Linked DNA regions of Homo sapiens: region 2 is linked to region 1. The links are chromatin loops, found by intact Hi-C in ENCODE. Cell type or tissue: GM12878. All regions are shown on one strand. Links, peaks and the distances in the headings refer to the core of each region. The heading gives the core; the rest is flanking DNA. Region 1 overlaps RASGRF1 (Ras protein specific guanine nucleotide releasing factor 1). Region 2 overlaps CTSH (cathepsin H).

What was found. Peaks named below come from ENCODE experiments on the same cell type or tissue, not always from the same donor. Only the 100,000 strongest peaks of a DNase experiment are listed, where the experiment ranks them.
Region 2: it touches region 1 in a loop (2.5-fold over the local background); 2 of 110 quality-filtered maps call a loop at or near these places.

Annotation. Positions count from the first base shown.
Region 1 is chr15:79,022,525-79,034,507 of GRCh38, reverse strand. RASGRF1 (Ras protein specific guanine nucleotide releasing factor 1) reads left to right here. Exons shown (of 27, transcript NM_001145648.3): 7 at 2,192-2,385; 8 at 2,999-3,108; 9 at 6,649-6,767; 10 at 9,034-9,194. Among named protein-coding and RNA genes, the nearest start is that of RASGRF1, 62 kb to the left of the region's middle. In GM12878, for the core only: CTCF peaks have their summits at 3,860 (motif pointing right), 5,961 (motif pointing left) and 9,069 (motif pointing right); no DNase peak of the experiment used is centred there.
Region 2 is chr15:78,935,766-78,944,313 of GRCh38, reverse strand. It overlaps CTSH (cathepsin H), which reads left to right. Exons shown (of 12, transcript NM_004390.5): 2 at 5,143-5,174; 3 at 6,891-6,996. Among named protein-coding and RNA genes, the nearest start is that of CTSH, 5.0 kb to the left of the region's middle. RefSeq lists enhancers at 1-75, 536-585, 1,016-1,065, 4,691-4,950, 5,061-5,160 and a silencer at 1-147. In GM12878, for the core only: no CTCF peak of the experiment used is centred there; a DNase peak (open chromatin) is centred at 4,963; H3K4me3 peaks cover 6,346 bases; H3K27ac peaks cover 7,387 bases.

The DNA of each region.
Region 1 (11,983 bases), core at 1,829-9,828:
GAAATTTTCTCCATATTAGAGATCATTTCCTTGGGATGGGTTTCCAATGAGCAGAATTGCTAAAACAAAGAATCCAAACATGTGAAAAGCTCTTGCTTCATACATATTGTCCCATTGTTCTCCAAGATGGCTGCACTGCTCTAGTTCCACAAGCAACAGACAGAAGAACCTCCTGCATCTCACCCTCAACCTACACCAAATGTCTTTCTTTTTTTTTTTCACTTTCTTAATTTGGTAGATAAAGGTGAGTGTTGGTGTCATCTCCATGATGGAGGCAAAGAAAATGGCTTAGGGAAGTAAAGGAATAGCAAAGGCTGCATAGGTGGAGGGCACAGAGCAGACCCAGGCCTGGCTCTCCAGAGCTCCCTTGCCCTCAGGCATGGAGGCTTCCCAGGGGGAAGTAGGCACTATTATTTTTCTCAAGTCAAAGACCCGTGTTTTTCTCTAAGGTCAAAATAAGGTGTCCTTAGAAAGATGGGGTCCGCATATTCTGCAGTTGCATTGTTGAAGACATTGTCCGTCAGGTGGTCAGACACCCATCACATGAGCTACCCTCTAAAGTTGATTACAAGGAAACCATGTTTCCTTTCTTAAATGGGACTTATAAGAAGATGTTTTGGCCGAGCACGGTGACTCATGCCTTTAATCCCAGCACTGTGGGAGGCTGAGGCAGGCAGATCACCTGAGGTCAAGAGTTCGAGACCAGCCTGGCCAACATGGTGAAACCCCGTCTCTACTAAAATTACAAAAATTAGCCAGGTGTAGTGGTGCACACCTGTAGTTCCAGCTACTCGGGAGGCTGAGGCAGGAGAATTGCTTGAACCCAGGAAGCAGAAGTCGCAGTGAGCCGAGATCTCACTACTGCACTCCACTCCAGCCTGGGCAACAGAACGAGACTCTATCTCAAAAAAAAAAAAAAAAAAAAAGAAAAGAAAAAAGAAGAAGAAGATGTTTCAAGGCCAGGCACAGTGGCTCACGCCTTTAATCCCACCACTTTGGGAGGCCAGGGTAGGCAGATCACTTGAGGGCAGGAGTTCAAGACCATCCTGGCCAACGTGGTAAAACTCTATCTCTACAAAAAACACAAAAATTCAAAAATTAGCTGGGTGTGGTGATGCACACCTGTAGTCCCAGCTACTTGGGAGGCTGAGGTGGGAGAATCACTTGAACACGGGAGGCAGAGGTTACAGTGAGCCGAGACCGCACCACTGCACTCCAGCCTGGGCAACAGAGCAAGATTCCATCAAATAAATAAATAAATAAAGATAAGGAAGATGTTTCACATGACCCCATCCCAGCCTATCAAATCGTTGAAGGGCAGATTTGGGGAGATTGGTTGGGACTTGGGGGCACTGGAAAGGCAAAGTATATACCCAGGAAGCTTGAGACAGAACTATAGGCAGAAAGGGCCCCACCTGGTGAACTAGATAATGCAGAGCCTGGAAGCCCTGCTTGGACAATGGCAGATGAACGAAGGAGCAGAGACTCATGTGTCATATGGTAGGAAATCCCTGGAATCAGGAGGTCAGGAGACCCAGCCCCAGGCCGGCTGCTGACTTGCCCTGTGACCTCAGATAGGCCACTTCTGTCTCAGGACGGAGACTGCAGGAGGGAGGGTGGCCTCTTGGGGAGTGTCCTAGGCCATAGCACCATAGGGCACGGGGACAGGCAGAGGGAGGAACTGGGCAGCCTTCCAGCTGCAACAGAAGCCTCAGCCGACCCCACAGGAAGCTCTGGAGAAGGGGTGACCTCACACTGGTGTCCTGAATTGAAGCAGGAGGACAGACCAGGCAAGGCAGCTTCCTCCAGCTGAGGGCAATGCCTGGAGAGGGACCCAGCTGACAGCCATCGGCCACCAGCACTCCTGGCAGCTGGGGGGATCCAGGTGGCACCCCACAGCGCCCACTCTACCTCCTCTCTCTGACACTCCCATCACAAGTGTCGACTAGACAGGGCCCCACGTCTCTAAGAGTCTGTGATTCTAATGTGGTCCCAATGATGGGGGCCCACCTACTAGCACTGGATAGGGCAGTGGTACTGGAGTCATCCCCAAGAGCAGAGATGTCTCTGGGGTGGGGAACTTGAACCTGGCCCCTGGCCTCTCTGGGTGTAGCTGGGGGAGCCAAGGGCCTAGGGGATTCTGTCCCCACCAAGCTGCCCTAGCCACCCGCTGACTGCCTCGTCCTTCCAGCTGACCTATTTGACATCCTGCTGCCCATGCTCAACATCTACCAAGAGTTCGTCCGCAACCACCAGTACAGCCTGCAGATCCTGGCCCACTGCAAGCAGAACCGTGACTTCGACAAGCTGCTGAAGCACTACGAGGCCAAGCCTGACTGCGAGGAGAGGACGCTGGAGACCTTCCTCACCTACCCCATGTTCCAGGTGGCGTCCGGCCCTGCCTGGGTGGGGTAGAGTCAGGGAGGCAGGTGTGGGGGATGGACCATGGCGGTGGGGGCACAGTGCTTAACGCACCCCAGCTCTGGGCTGCCAAAGGGGGCGGGGGAGGTGGTCAGGGCCAGCAGCCGACAATGCTGGGTGCAGGGCAAGCTGACTGTGGGCCTGTCCACGCCACCTTTCTCTCCTGGCTCCTGAGCACCCCACCCCACCCTCAGCCAGAGCAGAGCCCTAGACAAGACCCTGGAAGAGCCTCCAAGTTAGAGTCTGTGACCAAAGGGCAGCCTATCTCCTTCCTCAGTTCTGCTCATGGAAGTCCTCTGGGCTAAAAGAACCATTTTCTCTCTCCCACCACCCCCTCGTGCTCTCTCTCCCCTGGCCCGCACCCCATGCTCACGCGCTCTCTCTCTCTCTCTCCCCCTTTCCCCCGCCCTCGCCACCTCTCTCTCCCTCCCTCTCTCCCTCCCTCCCTCCCTTCCTCTCCCTCTCCCTCTCCCTCTTTCTCTCTCTCTCTTGCTCACTCCCTGTCTGCCCCTGCCTTGCTCCCCGGCCATACTTCCCTGGCTCTTTCTCCACCCTCACCTCTCCCACCTGCCCGCAGATCCCCAGGTACATCCTGACCCTCCATGAGCTCCTGGCCCACACGCCTCATGAGCACGTTGAGCGCAACAGCCTGGACTACGCCAAGTCCAAACTGGAGGAGCTGTCCAGGTGAGGCCTGGCTCTTCAGTGCACCAGACCGGCAGACAGGGCAGGGCTGAGGGTGCCCCTCACCAGGAGTTCGCTGAACCCCTGACAAAGCTTGAGTTCAGATGGGGATTGTAAGGGAGGGGCACAGCTTGCCACAGCTCAAAGCAGAGGCCCCTGGAGTGGTCCTGAGGGGGTTACAACTCAAGCCCCGGTAGGCAGGAATAGTGGGTGCTGTGCTATCCCTGGCACAGATAGGGCCCGAGGGAGGGCCCTGGGCACTCAACACCTCCCAGGAGAGGGACTGTCCATGACTCCCAGGCACTCTCTGCTCTCCAGTGTCAATGTGTCAAAACCTGTGGCCATAGGAGGCCCAGAGGGGGTCCTGGGTGACAGGCCCTCATGTGCCCAAGGCTCTAGTTAACCAGAGGCAGGTAGTGGCAGTGGTTGGATAAGCACATGGCTTGTCCAATCTAGTGCCCCTGTCCTCTGGTCAAGGCCCCTCACCTGGCCCTCTTTCAGCCCCTGAAGCCCAGAGGGAAGCTTCCTCTGCAAGGGCAGACACAGGGGAGCACGGAGGGGGCTCTTGCAGCACCCCAGGCAGCAGATGACTGTGGTCATCCAGGAAGAGGTTCCAGGAAGAGGTTCAGGTCCTGGATGCATTTTGAAGGTGGAACCAACAGGATTTTCTGATGGATTTGATGTGGAAAGAGAAAGACTAGAGTCAAGGGTGATTCCAGGATGTGGGGCTGAGCCACCAGAGGGCGGAGGTGCCATCAACCGAGCTGGAGAAAACTGCAGGAGGGACAGGTCTGGAGGGGAGTTCAGGAGCTTTCTTGGGAGCATGTTGAACTTAGGTGCCAATTCAATGTCCAAGTGTAGATGACAAGAAGGGACTGGGGAATTTGAGTCTGGAGCAGAGGGGAAAGAGAAATCCGGCAATCATCAGCTTGCAGATGGTGTTTAAAGCGACAGCACTGGTGAGACCGCCAAGGGAATTAGCTTGGGCAGGAAAAAGATGAGAACCAGAAGCTGAGCCCGGGGGTATGCACCCTGTGAAGACCAAGAGATGAGGGAGGGCCTTGTGGTCAGAACTAGGCTGCCAAGGGCTACAAAGAAGGTCAGTCTGCAGGGCCTGGGATCCAGCCCCGGCCCTACCCAGGGCACTGCCAAACACTCAGTGCCCTAAAAGTCTTCCTGAGGCCGGCAAGGGGCAGCCAACCAGGCCACAGCTCCCAGCTGGGTGGAGGGAGGGACAGCACAGGGTATAGGCTGCCCCCGATCCTTCCATGACCCAGCCAAGTTGCACACCTGAGTGGAGAATCAGGGCAAGGATGTCATCAGGGTGTGATTGCAGAGTAACGAAACCACCAAGCAGGAAGGTGGAGGGACTCCAGTCCTCCCATGCCCAGGGATCCAAATCCCGCACACTCTTCCCCAAGGGAGAAGGTTTGGGACTCCGGTAAGGCAGCAGGCTCCTCCTTGCTGAGGGATATCCTATCCTGTTGCAAACAGAGCTGCAGGTGGCACATGGTGCCAAGGTATTTGACATAAGACCCTGATCCCTTATCCCCGGGATCCTAGGTGTATGGCCTACTCTTCCTTCCTCCCACCCAACTGCCTGTACCTGGCCCTGAACCCAGCCCAAGTGGCACAGAAGGTTTTCCTATCACCATGACAGCATCCCTTTAATTCTCCTTTCACGCTCCCACAAGCAGGAAGCCATTAGATAGCCAAACCCCTCCTAGGCTGCGCTCAGAAACACTCCCCACCTCTGGGGACTGGGCCTTCCTCCCACCTTTTTATCCTGACCCCTATATTCTCTGCTCGCTGATAACCCAAATCATCATTTCCAGGGCTCCCAGGAGCCTCGCGACCTTGAAACTCCCACCGCCTTCCCAGAGCTCCCCAGCTGTGTGCGCATATGGGTCCCAAACACAGACCCCCACCTGGGGCTGGAACTTAGAATGTGTAAACTGCAGCTGCTCAGGAAAACTAGTTTTGCTACCTTGGAATTACCCGCCTTGTGTTTTACCAAACACAGGCTTCCCCCGCAAAACCCCACCCTCATCAAGAGAAGTGGTTTTAATTACCATTGGCTATTTCCATAATGGATCCATCTCTAGGGAACTAGCATGTGTCCAGAGGTGCCTCCCTCTCAAACATCAAGCAGGGGTCTGGGCTTCCAAGAAGAGCATTGCTGGGGAAGAAAGGGGGAAACTGAGGCTCCCAAGGAAGAGACTCCAGCGAAAGGCCCTGGTCCATTTATTAAAGGGCTAGTCTAGTGAATTTAAGCCTAAAATGCATGTCCTCAACCAGGAAAGATAATAATAACTCTTTTGCAACCAATGATAATAGCAACAACAATCACCACTACCCTTTATTTAAGCAGCTGTCACATGCCAGGCATGGCATAGCATGCACGGGTACCTGAAATCCCTTTTATTCCACCTTTGCCCCAGCATTCTGTAGATGAGGAAACTAAGGATCAGAGGGATTGAGGAGTCTGGTCAATGTCATGCTGATTCAGTTAAGCACAGATCCAGCTCCGGAAGAGGCAGTGTCATCTTTGTTTTGGGGTTTAAATTGAATAATGTCTATGAGAGAAGTTTGTAAGCCGCACATATTAACCAGCCTTCTTGTTGGTCTTAACTGTGGAAATTCAGGCATCAGCAGCAGATAAAAGGTTTTGTACTTTGCTTGGAGTAGGTGGGGTACTTTTGCCAGAAGCCCCCCTTCCCCACTCCCCAGACCCTGCCACTGCCAAATTCCCCTCTACCTTCCCAAGACTCCTGGAAACCCACCAAGGCAAAATTGGCAGCTAACACCCACCTTTTCCCACCAACGCCATTTTGTAAAAGCTATTGGATGGCGCCATCTCTTGGAGAGGAGGGGTATTACAGCAGTCGGAGAGCGAAATAGGGGAGTTGTCTATATTCCCTCCCAGAAGGGCCAGAGCCTACAGAAGTAGGCTAAGGTCAGTCATCCCCTGAGCCAGCGGGATTGCCAGGTGCTCCAAAAGGTAAGCCATTTCAGGGCCCAAGCGATATTAAGGACACAATTATGCAAATATTTGGAGAAAGAGCATTCAAGAAGAAGAGACAGCAAGTGCAAAGGCCCTGAGGGAGTAATGAGCTTTGCTCTTGGGATGGGAATAAGGCTGGTAGAAGGATGAGGGTCAGGGTCATGAACACAGGATGTCTCCTGTGCTCCCATATCCTTCCCAGTGCTGAGCTGCACCTGCTGTCTGTTCTACATAGTTCAGACTGTAAAATCTGACAGATGTGCTTCATAGCTGCTGACTTCAGTTTTCTTTTTTCTGAAATAAGAACACTTGCCTCCTTGAGCTGTCAGAAGGATAAAATGAGGTCGTGCCTATGAAGTGCCCGGCATGCAGCAGGCACTCAGTAAATGCACACTCCCTTCCCCTCCATGACCACAGACTCCACCTGAGAATCCTTGTGCCAGGCTTTCTTCCTAGGTCTGGCCAGAAGCCTGGCATTCTCGCCTCCCTGGGAAGTAGGGGCAGCCTGTCTCTGACTGTGCAGTTTCCCATCCCCACAGAATAATGCACGATGAAGTAAGTGAGACGGAGAACATCCGGAAAAACCTGGCCATCGAGCGCATGATCATCGAAGGCTGTGAGATCCTCCTGGACACCAGCCAGACCTTTGTGAGACAAGGTATGGCCTCTGCACCCTGTCTCCCCTGCCCCCACCAGGTGGGCCCCAGCAGCGGGAGGGAGGCGGCACTCGGGGACGCCACCAGTTGGTTTGGCTGCCACATGCCAAGACCTGCCAATGTGATTGCAGAATATTCCCAGGCTGCTGGCGGAATGCAACAGCTATATGTAGATGTCAGTATCTATACATATAGATGCAGATATTATTGGTTTTCACAGTTTCCTTCTCTCCAGATGTAAACAGAATTCTACCCAGATGGCCTTGGTTTGTCTATTGTATGTCATAGTAAACATCGACATGTCCTTTTTGGGGAGAAAGTATGGGGCGGGGGATGAGGAGCTAACAGTTGTCTCTGTGAGTCAGAAGCGTTTTCAGTGTCTGGGAGGAGGTCAGTGTTGGGTCCATTCCCCTGTCCTTTCCTCATCATCCTCTGCTGCTTTGGAGAGACCATTTTCACAGTGGTTCTCATGGGTAGAAGGTCTTTCCCAAGCTTCAGCCTCGCTTACCTTGGGAGCAGTGTTTGAGAGGCACGGCCCCGTTGAGAGGGGTGGGTGAAGGCTCTCTGTGGCTCAGGGGACTGACATCAGAACTGCAATGCATTTGAAATTCATCACATTCAACTTCCATGTTTTGTGGGAGACTCAGCTCCTGCTGGCATGCCTCACAGGTGACCTCCACCTCAAACGGACCTCCAGAGTCCCTTCTCTGTAGCCCTGGGATTCTCTGCCTAACGAAATACTTGCCAGCGCCTCCCGCTGGCCTGTGCAGCTGCCTTGGACAAGGGTATCACCTTTTCGGAGTTTTGTCCCAGCCCCTGTGTGTGGTGGCCCCTACATCCTTCCCCAGGCCCACCCTGTGACCTGCTGAGCTCAGAGCCAGCCCTGCCTGTTTCTCAGCTCCCCTTGGGCTGTGTTGGGCATTCTCTGTGCCAGAAATATTCTCACACAGTATTTTAGGCCCCCTCTGAAGGAACCCCAAGTGGACCTGGCTTGGAAGTAGCCCAAGAAATGACCCCTCCTGGGGTGGGCAGTATCCCCACAGACCAGAAATCTGCTCCATCACCCTGAGTCAAGGCATTTTCTCCCTCTCCAGCCGGGCTGGACCTGGAGACAAAATGAGTGGATTCTGCAAGGCGTTTCTCACTTGTCAGTCATGCAGCCAGCACTGATACCTGCCCTGCTCATGCCAGACGTACAGGGGGTTCTGGGGACACTCAGAGAACAGCCTCAGCCCTGCCCTCCGGAAGCCTATGGTACAGAGGAAGAGAGTCATGAGGGGACAAACGCAGGAACACCAGGTGCCAGGTGGATCTCCCTGATGCAGGAGGCAGAGTGGTGGCCTGGAGCAGGACCAAGAGAGTCACGAGGGCTTTCCCAAGGATAAGCAGGAATTCACAGGGAAGACAGAGTGAAGGAAGGGCTTTTCAGAACTAAGAGTGACACTCAGGCTAACTTGACCCAGAACTACATGTGAGGCAGAAGAAGGGGACAATGGTAAGAGTGCAGGCTGGGAGGTGTGCCCAAGCCAGACCACTGGGAGGCCTCAAGTGCCTGAATCCTGGGAACAGTGAGGAGCTGTGGACCTCAGTGGGGAGGGGGCCTGAAGGGTATGTATTAGGGTGGGTACACCAGAGTAGGGCAGCAATGGCTTTCATGACAGGCACCTACTCTGCTCAGTAATGGCTTCCTAGAGTGCTGTGCTGAGGACTGAGAAGCTCTGTCTGGGCTCTGCAGTATGGTGCAGTGATTGATTGGTGATGCCTGCCATGGCTGTGGACAACAGGAGTGCAATGTATCTTTTTTTTTTTTTTTTTTAAATCTTAGTAGCTATCTTTTTTACAAGTAGGATGGGAGGCAGGGTTTGCCCTAAGTAGTTCCCAGCAGGAGTGCAATGTATCTTGTTAACCCCTCGGGGCCTGCAGCCAGCTCCCCACTTGTTCAGCTCCCTGCCATCCCCAGACCTCAGCCCAGCCCTTCATTCTCACCACATGGGCCATGCCCTTTGGGGTTCCTTTGCTTGCTTAGCCCCTAGCCCCTGGCTGGGATGTCAGTGGGCCCTGCATGGAGCTTCTCTGATCACCTCTCATCCCTCAGCCATCTGGCCCTGCAGAGAGGCCTAAAGGAGTATCCCAGGGGCACATTTGCTACTGGGAAACAGAATGGACTTGTCCCACTGCTGCTGCCCCAGCATCTCAACCTTCAAGGCTGGGTCAGAGGCAAAGGTCACCCCAGGAGATGGGCTCAGGGTCTCTCTCCTCCACCCACAGGTTCCCTCATTCAGGTGCCCATGTCTGAAAAGGGCAAGATCACCAGGGGGCGCCTGGGGTCTCTCTCCCTAAAGAAAGAGGGCGAGCGACAGTGCTTCCTGTTTTCTAAGCATCTGATTATCTGTACCAGAGGCTCTGGAGGGAAGCTTCACTTGACCAAGGTAAGGGCTACGGGAGAGGGGCTTGGGGGCTGCCCAGCTAGGGTCATGCAGGCGCTGTCCTGGCCAGAGGGTCTATGGGCCCAGGTGGTGGGCAGGGGTGTCAGAGACGTGTGCATGCACACACACACAGATATACACACAACCCATAGTTTGGCCAGCTGGAGAGAGCAGAACTTGACCGATTTTCCACTAGGGAAATCCTGGGAGATGGGAAGGTGAGAATCGAGGGCTTCAGATTCCCCACACTGGGCACCTGGGCAGAGGAGCCAGAGGGCCTGGACAGACCCCTAAAAGGCATGTGTGTGTGCATGTGTGTGTGTCTGTGTGTGTTTGTGTGTATGTATGTGTGGTGTTTTTGTGTCTGTGTGTTTGTATATGTGGTGTGTGTGTATGTGTATATGCGTGTGTGTGTATGTGTGCGTGGTGTGTATATATATGTGTGTGTGTCTGTATGTGTTTATATCTCTCTGTGTGTATTAGTCCATTTTCATACTGCTATGAAGAAATACCTGAGACTGGGTAATTTACAAAGAAAAAGAGGTTTAATGGGTTCACAGTTCCACATGGCTGAGAAGGCCTCACAATCATGGTGGAAGGCAAAGGAGGAGCAAAGGCATGTCTTACATGGCAGCAGGAAGGAGACCATGTGCAGGGGAACTGCCCTTTACAAAACTATCAGATCTTGTGTTACTTATTCAATATCACAAGAATAGCATGGGAAAAATCTACCCCCATGATTCAATTACCTCCCACTGGGTCCCTCCCATGACACATGGGGATTATGGGAGCTAAAATTCAAGATGAGATTTGGGTGGGGACACAGCCAAACCATATCAGTATGTATGTATGTGTATATGTGTTTGTGTCTGTGTGTGTGGTGTGTGTATGCATGTGTGTGTATATATTTGTGTATATGATGTGTGTATTTGTGTATAGTGTGTGTATGTGTTTGCCTCTATGTGTGTTGTGTCTCTGTGCATTTGTGTGTGTTCATTGTGTGTGTGTGTATGGTATATGGCATATGTATGTGTGTATATGTATTGTCTTTCTGTGTACAGGTGTGGTGGATATGTGTGTGGTATGTGTCTGTGTGTCTATGTGTATATCCGTGTATGTTTATATGTATGTATGTGGTGGGTGGGTGTGGTATATGTGTATATGTGTGTGTGTCTGTGTGTGGTGTATGTTTTTGTGTACATGTGTCTCTGTGTATGTATGTGTGATGTATGTGTGGTGTGTATATGTGTGTGTATGTGTATGTGTGTGTGTGTGTTTGTATGTGTGTGTGTGTGTGATGTGTGTATCTGTGTGTGTCTATGTGTGAGATATGTGTTTGTGTGTCTGTGTGTGTGGTATGTGTTTTTGTATCTGTGTGTGTGGTGTGTGTGTCTGTGTCTGTGTGTGGTGTGTGTGAAGGGCAGGGTAGAGGGCCTCCACTGGCTGAGGGCCAAGGCATCACTTGGAGCTTTTCTTTCATCTCCACCCCAAAGGAGCTCTGACAGAGCCCCTTCCAGTGACCTTCTCAGGTGTCCCCTCCTCCAGCACAGGAGACCTGGAGGCTGCTGAGCTGCTCCACACAGAGCCTCAGGACCTTGCGGCCCTGCATGAGACCCTGATGCTCAGCTAACCAGCTCATCCCTAAAGGGGGAGGGAATGAGCATCTCAGACCCCCTCCTGACTCCTCATAGGCCGAGGGCCTTTGCTCATGCTGTCTGTTCAGCCACACAGCCTCCTCTCCCCTGGCAGACCACCTTAACATGCCTCAAGGCCTGTTCAAGTGCTACCTCTGCTGTAAAGCCTGTGGCCTGGGCAGGATCTCCTGTCCCCCGACACAGCCCACTACTTGTCTCATTGCTGTGAGCTCAGCATCAGTCCCAGCTCCATCCCTCACACACATGTGACCCTGGAAAAGACTCCTGCCCCTGTCCACACTTCCTCTATCAAATAAGGACATTGACCCTCACAGAGACATTGCACAGATAAGTTAGCAGTGAGCTCACAGTGGATGTGGATTTGCTGTCAATTAGGAAGCACTTGCCTCTGTAAGCTACAGTCCCTCCAGCCCTGCATTCATCACCTTGGAAGCCTGAACACACTGTGGCCTGGAAAGGGCCAGAAGGTGCTTTTTTTTTTTTTCCCCAAGACGGAGTTTCAGTCTATCGCCCAGACTGGAGTGCAGTGGCGTGATCTCGGCTCACTGGGAACTCTGCCTCCTGGGTTCACCCCATTCTCCTGCCTCAGCCTCCCAAGTAGCTGGGACTACAGGAGCCCACCACCATGCCCGGCTAATTTTTTGTATTTTTAGTAGAGATGGGGTTTCACCGTGTTAGCCAGGATGGTCTCGATCTCCTGACCTTGTGATCCGCCTGCCTCGGCCTCCCAAAGTGCTGGGATTACAGGCGTGAGCCACCGCGCCCGGCCCAGAGGGTGCTCTTAATTAAGCCACAGCATCAGATAAACCATTCTTCCAGACCCTGGATGCCTGGCCCATAACCTCCTGCAGAGCTAACATACCCAGCAATGGCTTCAGGGAATATGTTGCTTATGTTCACATGGCCACAAATTAGCTGGTTGGCTGCACAAGGGGAAATTAATTTACAAATATTGAATACTTCTGTTTTAACCAAATTATGTGTCAAGGAACGCTTTCATTATTTATTAGCTCTGGAGTTTCTACTGATAAGATCTCTGTCTAGGCTGGGGGTGTGGCGGGGGTCAGTGGAGGCAGGTTAAACTGAAGACACGAAGGCTCTGAAAATCCAAAAGCATGTTTTTATGTTAGTTTTATT
Region 2 (8,548 bases), core at 549-8,548, 89 kb after region 1:
TGGCCAGATTGGCTGCGACTGGTCCAGCTTCGTGCTGCCCTTGCATCCTGTCTACTGCCCGGGCTCAGGCACCTCCCCTGGCTGAAGGCAAGGAGCCTGCTCTTCCCTACTGCCTCCCTCCTTTCCTACTGTCCCTGGTCCCAGCCTCAGCCCACAGGCTCTGAACTTAAAGACCACCTGCCCCCTTCACCGAGAAAAGTAGCCAAGAAACAACCCAAGGAGCCAAGAACCTAGGGAGGGGGGGTGCCCTGAGCTCTGGAGGAACGGGACAGGGCTTTCCCCCAGCTAGAGGCTCAGGGGATGGGACAGAGATCACTGAGGCTGAATCTGGGCCAGAGGGTTGCCTCATTCCTTCCCACCTATTTATTTAAAAAGCTCCCCAGCCTTGCAAACCTCAGTGGGCGCCCAGCTCCAGGTCAGTTCCCGCCTAAGGAAAACCTAGCTGCCGCAAGCGAGGGCTGCCTGGAGAAGGCTGGCGCTGAGAGGCTGTCTGAATTCCAGAGCAGGGCTTGGCAAACTTTTTCTGTGAAAGACCAGACGGTAAATAACTTAGGCTTTATGGTGGTCTCTGTAGCAACTACTAACTCTGCCATGGTAGTGTGATAGCAACCATAGATTGTATGTAAGTGAGTCAGTGTAACTGGGTTCTAATAAATGATTTTTATGGCCACTGAAATTTCAGTTTCAAGGGATTTTTGGGTGCTACGAAATATGTTTCTTCTAACCATTTAAAATTGTAAGAAACCGTTTGTAGCCCAGGAGCTGTACTAAAACAGGAGTCAGGGACCGGCTGCGGTGGCTCACACCTGTAATCTCAGCAATTTGGGAGACCGAGGCAGTCGGATCACTTTAGGTCAGGAGTTCGAGAGCAGCCTGGCCAACATGGTGAAACCCTGTCTCTACTAAAAATACAAAAATTAGCTGGGTGTGGTAGCCAGGTGCCTGTAATCCCAGGTACTCAGGAGGCTGGGGCAGGAGAATCGCTTGAAACTGAGAGGTGGCGATCACTCCAGCCTGGGTGACAGAGTAAGACTCCATCTAAAACAAACAAACAAACAAACAGGGGAATACTGTACTTTCCTGAAACCTGCTGTAAATCCAGGCAAGGTATTATGGCACTTTTAAAGTCCTGACTAGATTGGAATGGATCTATTTTAGGGTAAGGCACGGTTCACCAGCAGATTATTCTGGCCCCAGAATAATCTCTCCAGAGGCAAACTGGTAGTCAATTGTCCTAAACTCAAACCCTGCCTCCAACTCTTGTCCTGAGTTGAGGTCTGTCTTCCTCTAAAGCCCTCAGCTGCAGCAGGGCCCTTAATCAAGATCTGGAATCCCCTGAAACCCTAAAGGGAGCCATGTTGAGGAAATGTGCATTTTCCCCAGGGAAAACGGCCATAGATTGGTCTCTGGAACAGGTTCGAGACCCAAAAACGGAGATCTAAATGCTGTGTGGTAGTGATCTTCACACTGGAGGTATGGATCCTTGGGGAAACAGGAAGATATTTCAAGTGATGCCGGCAGAGAGTGTTCTGGAAATCCATTTACAGACCTTTTATTTCCAAGTGTCCTCTTTGCTAAAACTGGGAGAGAGCCCCTGAAGGCAAGGGGGAACCTCTTTCCTCTCATTCAATCTGAACCTGAACCCATGGGTATAAAAACAATAGGGACAGCAAACAAAAAGACAAAACGGTAATAAATCGTTCATATCTGGCATTCTCAATTCCTCAAGGAAACTGAATTGAAGAGGAGAGGACTTCATGGGGATATCAACTGATGAGGTCTTAAAAATAATGTTGAGTGAGGCCAGGCGTGGGGGCTCACGCCTGTGATCCCAGCACTTTGGTAGGCCAAGGTGGGTGGATCACCTGAGGTCAGAAGTTTCAGACCAGATTGGCTAACATGGTGAAACCCCATCTCTACTAAAAATATAAAAATTAGCCGGGCGTGGTGGTGGGCACCTGTAATCCCAGCTACTTGGGAGGCTGAGATAGAATTGCTTGAACCAGGGAGGTGGAGGTTGCAGTGAGCTGATATCGTGCCACTGCCCTCCAGCCTGGGCAACAGAGCCAGCCTCCTTCTCAAAAAAAAAAAAAAAAAAGAAGGAAAGAAAGGGAGGGAGGGAGGGCTGAGTGATAGAGCACCATGGGATTGGATGCACAGAAAGGAGTGCGAAGAATTAAGTGGCATTGCTCTTAAAAACTGCCTCCATTCCCAGCTGCTTATTTGAGCAGGGTTTCCCAGCCCTTTGACCTATAAGAAACAAAAATAAGACCAGAATTAATGCTGAACCTTTTCTCAACCAAACAATATTCACTCATGAAAATATAAATCCATTGCGGGGGATGGGCAGTAGAGTACTGTTTATCACATTAAGAGATGCATTTCTGATACAATTTTACTTTTGATGTTTAACAATTACTTTTCATAATGTATAATACATTTGAAATGTTTTAATCAGTTGGGACACTAATAATAATTATGATTACTCAATCCAGAATAAATTTTTTTTTTTTTTTTTGAGACGGAGTCTCATTCTGTCGCCCAGGCTGGAGTGCAGTGGCGTGATCTCGGCTCACTGCAAGCCCCGCCTCCCGGGTTCACGCCATTCTCCTGCCTCAGCCTCCTGAGTAGCTGGGACTGCAGGCGCCCGCCACCACGCCCGGCTAATTTGTTTTTTGTATTTTTAGTAGAGTTGGGGTTTCACCGTGTTAGCCAGGATGGTCTCGATCTTCTGAACTCGTGATCCGCCCGTCTCAGCCTCTCAAAGTGCTGGGATTACAGGCATGAGCCACCGCGCCCAGCTCCAGAATAAATTTTTATAATATTCACAGATGTATGGGTCACAGGTAGTAAAAACATTTAATTTTTTTTTTTTTTTTTTTTTTTTTTTTAGACAGAGTCTCGCTTTGTCGCCCAGGCTGGAGTGCAGTGGCACGATCTTGGCTACTGCAACCTCTGCCTCCCAGGTTCAAGCAATTCTTCTGCCTCAGCCTCCCAAGTAGCTGGGACTACAGGTGCATGCCACCACGTCTGGCTTATTTTTGTATTTTTAGTAGAGATGAGGTTTCACCATGTTGGCCAGGCTGGTCTCAAACTCCTGACCTCATGATCCACCTGCCTCAGCCTCCCAAAGTGCTGGGATTACAGGCATGAGCCACGGCGCCCAGCCAAAATAAATAATTTAAATTTAAACTTTTTGTTGTTGTTGCAGAAAAGAATGTGAAGGTGATCAAGCATAAAAATGTATGTTCCCTTAGGATAAAATTCTGCCAGGTGGGGATGGAGATAGGTGTTCAACAAGAAAAAGAAACTCTGTATAATATCTGACTCTTTTTTGTTTTGTTTTCTTTATTTGAGATGGAGTTTCGCTCTTGTCACCCAGGCTGGGGTGCAGTGGCACAATCTCGGCTCACAGCAGCCTCCGCCTCTCAGGTTCAAGCGATCCTCCTGCCTCAGCCTCCTGAGTAGCTGGGATTACAGGCGCCTGCCACCATGCCCAGCTAATTTTTGTATTTTTAGTGGAGCTGGGGTTTTGCCATGTTGGCCAAGTTGGTCATGAGCTCCTGACCTCAGGTGATCTGCCCACCTTGGCCTCCCAAAGTGCTGGGATTACAGGCGTGAGCCACCACACCCCGCCTAAATACCTGACTCTTATAGAAAAGTTTGTTCATGTTACTGATGGTGGATATCAAATCATCATGGTATTTAGATTCCACTGGCTAGCTTTAAAAGAATGATATAACAATCTTATTTTTAGAGATTTTTTTTTTTTTTTTGAGACAAGGTCTCACTCCTGTCACCCAGGCAGGAATGCAGTGGCGCTATCATAGCTCATTGCAGCCTCAACCTCCCAGGCTCAAGTGATTCTCCCGTCTAATTTTTTTTATTTTTTTGTAGAGACGAGGTCTCACTTTGTTGCCCAGACTGGTCCCAAACTCCTAGGCTCAAGGGATTCGCCTGTGTCAGCCTCCCAAAGTACTGAGATTATAGGCTTGGGCCACACTGCCAGGTGTTATTTTTAAATCTCAATATTTATAAGTTGGAATATGTCTTTGGAGGTATTCAAATTTAAAATGAAATGTTTAGATAAGAACATACATGGGGAAATACGGCAGGAATCCAAAAACAAATGGCTGGCCTGCTTTTGTAAAATATTTTGTCTTGTTTGTTTTATTATGTTTTTGATAATATCTGTACATATTTGGGGGTACATGTGAGGTTTCGTTTTTGTGAAGTCTTGCGGGAACGCAGTCCTACCCATTAATGTTCACAGTCTCTGTGGCTGTCTCTGAGCCGCAGGGGCAGAGTTGAGTAGTTGTGGCAGAAACCATATAGATGGCAAAGCCTGAAATATTTACTACCTGTCCCCATAAGGAAAAACAGTGCTTGCCCTTGGAATAGATAGGTTTGTTTTTTGTTGTTGTTGTTTTTGAGACGGAGTCTCTCTCTGTCGCCCAGGCTGGAGTGCAGTGGCACGATCTCGGCTCACTGCAACCTCCGCCTCCCGGGTTCAAGCGATTCTCCTCAGCCTCCCGAGTAGCTGGGATTACAGGCACACACCACCATACCCAGCTGATTTTTATATTTTTGTGGAGACAGGGTTTCGCCATGTTGGCCAAGCTGGTCTTGAACCCCTGACCTCAGGCAATCGGCCCACCTCGGCCTCCCAAAGTGCTGGGATTACAGGCATGAGCCACCGCGCCCAGCTGGAGTAGATAGCTTTTTAAATTAACTTCTTACCGAAATATAACTTCATACAGAAAGGGGCACAAATCATTGAGTATGCATTTCCACGAATTTTCTCAATCTAAACACACTCAGTTAACCAGCGCCCAGTTGAAGAAACAGGATATGAGCAGCATCCCGGAAGTGCTTTCTGCACCCCGACCCAGTAGGCATAACCACCATCCTGACTTTCAACACCATTGACTAATAGTATATACTTTTTCACATTAATTTGGGGTACAAAACCAGGAAGAGTCGGAGTTTCTTTTTGCATTCTGCATTATATAACACCATTTTTGGTGTTTTAAATTTAGTCCAGTTTTCGAAAATGCAAATCAGTTCTAAAGTGCCCTACTTTGCTATAGACTCAACATTACTGTGATGCGCCCAGACCTAATTTTTTTTTTCTTTTTACAGAGAAGTTTCACTTCAAGTCATGGATGTCTAAGGTCAGTGCCCAACTTCTTCTTTTTGAAGTTTTTCATTTCACAAAGTTTCCTGTTATCAAACCAAACTGTCCCAGATTTGAGACAATGAAAAAGGGAATTTCCAACTTTGCCTAGTGGGGTCTTTCCAGAAGTTGAACTGGCCAAACACTGGGAAAGATGCAGTTAAGTAAATTCCTTCCAAATAGTGGTCCCAAGTGATTAACTTGGCTGACAGCCTTCCAAGCCCTGGGATTCATTTCTGTATTTTGTTTTCAAAGCACATTGTGGAGAATGTAAATTAGTACAACCATTGTAAAAAAAACAGTATGGAGGTTCCATCAAAAACTCAAAACAAAACTACCATATGACCCAGCAAGCCTACTACTGAGTATATATCCAAAAGAAAGGAAATTAGTATATTGGAGGGATATCTGCACCCTCATGTTTATTGCAGAACTAGTCACAATAGCCAAGATATGGAATCAACCTAAGTGCCTATCAATGGGTAAAGCAAATGTGGTGTATGTACACAATGGAATATTATTCAGCCATAACAAAGAATGAAATTCTGTCATTTGCAGCAACATGGATGGAACTGGAGGTCATTATGTTTAGTGAAATAAGCCAAGCATAGAAAGGCAAATATTACATGTTCTCACTCGTATGTGGGAGATAAAAAAGTGGATCTGATGAAGAAAGACAGTAGAATGGTGACTAGCAGAAGCTAGGAAGGGCAGGGAAGCAGGGATGAAGATAAACTGATTCCTGAGTACAAAATATTTTTTTTTTTTTGAGACAGAGTCTCACTTTGTCACCCAGGCTGAAGTGCAGTGGCACACTCTCGGCTCACTGCAACCTCCACCTTCTGGGTTCAAGCGATTCTCATGCCTCAGCCTCCTGAGTAGCTGGGATTACAAGTGTCTGCCACCATGCCCGGCTAATTTTTGTATTTTTAGTAGAGATGGGGGTTCGCCATGTTGGCCAGGTGGGTCTTGAACTCCTGACCTCAGGTGATCCACCCGCCTCAGCCTCCCAAAGTGCTGGGATTACAGGCGTGAGCCACTGCACCTGGCCCAAAAATAATTAGAAGAAATGAGACCAAGTGTTCAAAAAACAAGTAGATTCAACTGTAGTAAGCAATCATTATTTTGTATTTCCAAATAGCTAGTAGAGAATAATTTGAATGTTCCCAGCATAAAGAAATTTTTAAAGTAATGGATCTCCCAATGACCTTGATTTGATTATTACACATTATATGAATGTATCGAAATATTACATTTACCAAAAAAAGTACATCAGTTATATATCAATAAAAAATTATACACATTTGTTTTTAGAAAACCAAAGCACACTGTGTACTGGTTGCAGAATCAGTTGGGGAACACCAGTGCATGTGCTTTTGAAAAATGGTGATCTTTGCTGTAAACTTGACCCAGCACCAGCAGTGGCGTCCAGGAGTGCCCCACATGTGGCAGGTTTGTTCACCAGTGCCTCTTGGACCACATTCTGACTTTCACGCAGCTGCATGGTCTTCATTCTGGCCACAGGTCCCTGAAAACGGGGTTGTTTTGTAACTTCCCAAATTTCTCAGCAGTACCCCGCCCATTAACACAGATTTGGCCTGAGAATCATAGCAGAAAGAAAACCTTCATCTTTCCTCTTAGGAAAACAAAAAGGTCTCCCTCTAGGGAGCTGCAGCCTGTTTCCATGACTTGCTACTGGCGTGTTTTGTTTTAGCACCGTAAGACCTACAGTACGGAGGAGTACCACCACAGGCTGCAGACGTTTGCCAGCAACTGGAGGAAGATAAACGCCCACAACAATGGGAACCACACATTTAAAAGTACGTGGAACGCCTTCCTTCCTTCCTGGAAGGATGTCAGTTAGTGACCCAGCCCATGAAAGGGCCCGCTGGGGGCTGGTGGGTGGAGGGAGCAGAAGCCCAGGCTCTGAAGCTGTGTTTGGCTGACCTCAGATTGTGGCTCCGCTGTTACTCTCTGTGTAATGTGGGATCGTAAATTTGGGACAAAGCCGGTACCCCTCTGGGTGGTTGTGAAGTTTACAAGAGACTCTGTAGAAGCCCCTGCCCCATTCCTGCCATCTGAGGGTCCAGCCTGGAAGCCAAGGTCTGTCTTTGGATTGTTGCGGGGGGTAGGGGTTGCTCATGGGCTCAGAGCAGCCCCTGGGAGCATCTGCCTTCACTCCGGATTAATTTCACTAGAAACTCACATAGGCCGGGCGCGGTGGCTCACGCCTGTAATTCCAGCACTTTGGGAGGCCGAGATGGGTGGATCACCTGAGGTTGGGAGTTCAAGACCAGCCTAACCAACATGGAGAAACCCCATCTCTACTAAAAATACAAAATTAGCCGGGCTTGGTGGCGCATGTCTGTAATCCCAGCTATTTGGGAGGCTGAGGCAGGAGAATCACTTGATCCCGGGAGGTGGAGGTTGCGGTGAGCCGAGATAGTGCCATTGCACTCCAGCCTGGGCAACAAGAGTGAAACTCCATCTCAAAAAAAAAAAGAAACTCACACGCACGTCCAGCGTATTTTCTGAGGACTCTGAGAAATATTGGTAGTTGACTAAATTGGTAATAAAGGCATCAAGCATGAGCTGGAAAGAAACTTGGGCTTGAACCTCATTTCTGCCCAGTCCTAGCCTGTGACCTCCAGGGATGCTAACATGGGCAGTAAAGAGGAAATGAGCCCAGGTGTGGTGGCCCACACCTATAATCCCTAAAGACAGGGTCAGGAGTTCGAGACCAGCCTGGCCAACATGGCAAAACCCCATCTCTACTAAAAATACAAAACTTAGCCGGGCATGGTGGCAGGTGCCTGTAGTCTCAGCTACTAGGGAAGCTGAGGCAGGAGAATCGCTTGAATCCGGGAGGCAGAGGTTGCAGTGAGCCAAGATCGCGTCCCTGCCTCCAGCCTGGGTGACAGAGCGAGACTCTGTCTCAAAAAAAAAAAAAAAAAAAAGAAAAGAAAAGAAAAAGCAGAAATGATCACGCATCCCTGCTGGGGCTGTGTAGAGACCAAATTAGGCAGCAGGTGGGAAGGCCCCTGGCACCAGTGGAGTGGTTCTTTACCTAGCTATCCATCAGACTCACGAGGGGAGTATCTAAAAAAGTAAGTGCCCAGGCCCCACCCCAGACCAACTGCATTAGCATCTCTGGAGTACGGCCCGGACATCTATACCATTGAAAAAGCTCCCCAGGTATTTTGGCAGCACTGTAAGGGCTGATTGAATTATCTACTGAATTATATTAAATACAAAAACTTAAAGGAGATGGGTTGCAGTGGTTCTAAATACGACACAGGTAAACAGGAGGTTTCATCACTTTTTCTTGTTTCTTCATTAGTGATTCACTAACCATTTCTGTTTTGGTTTTTT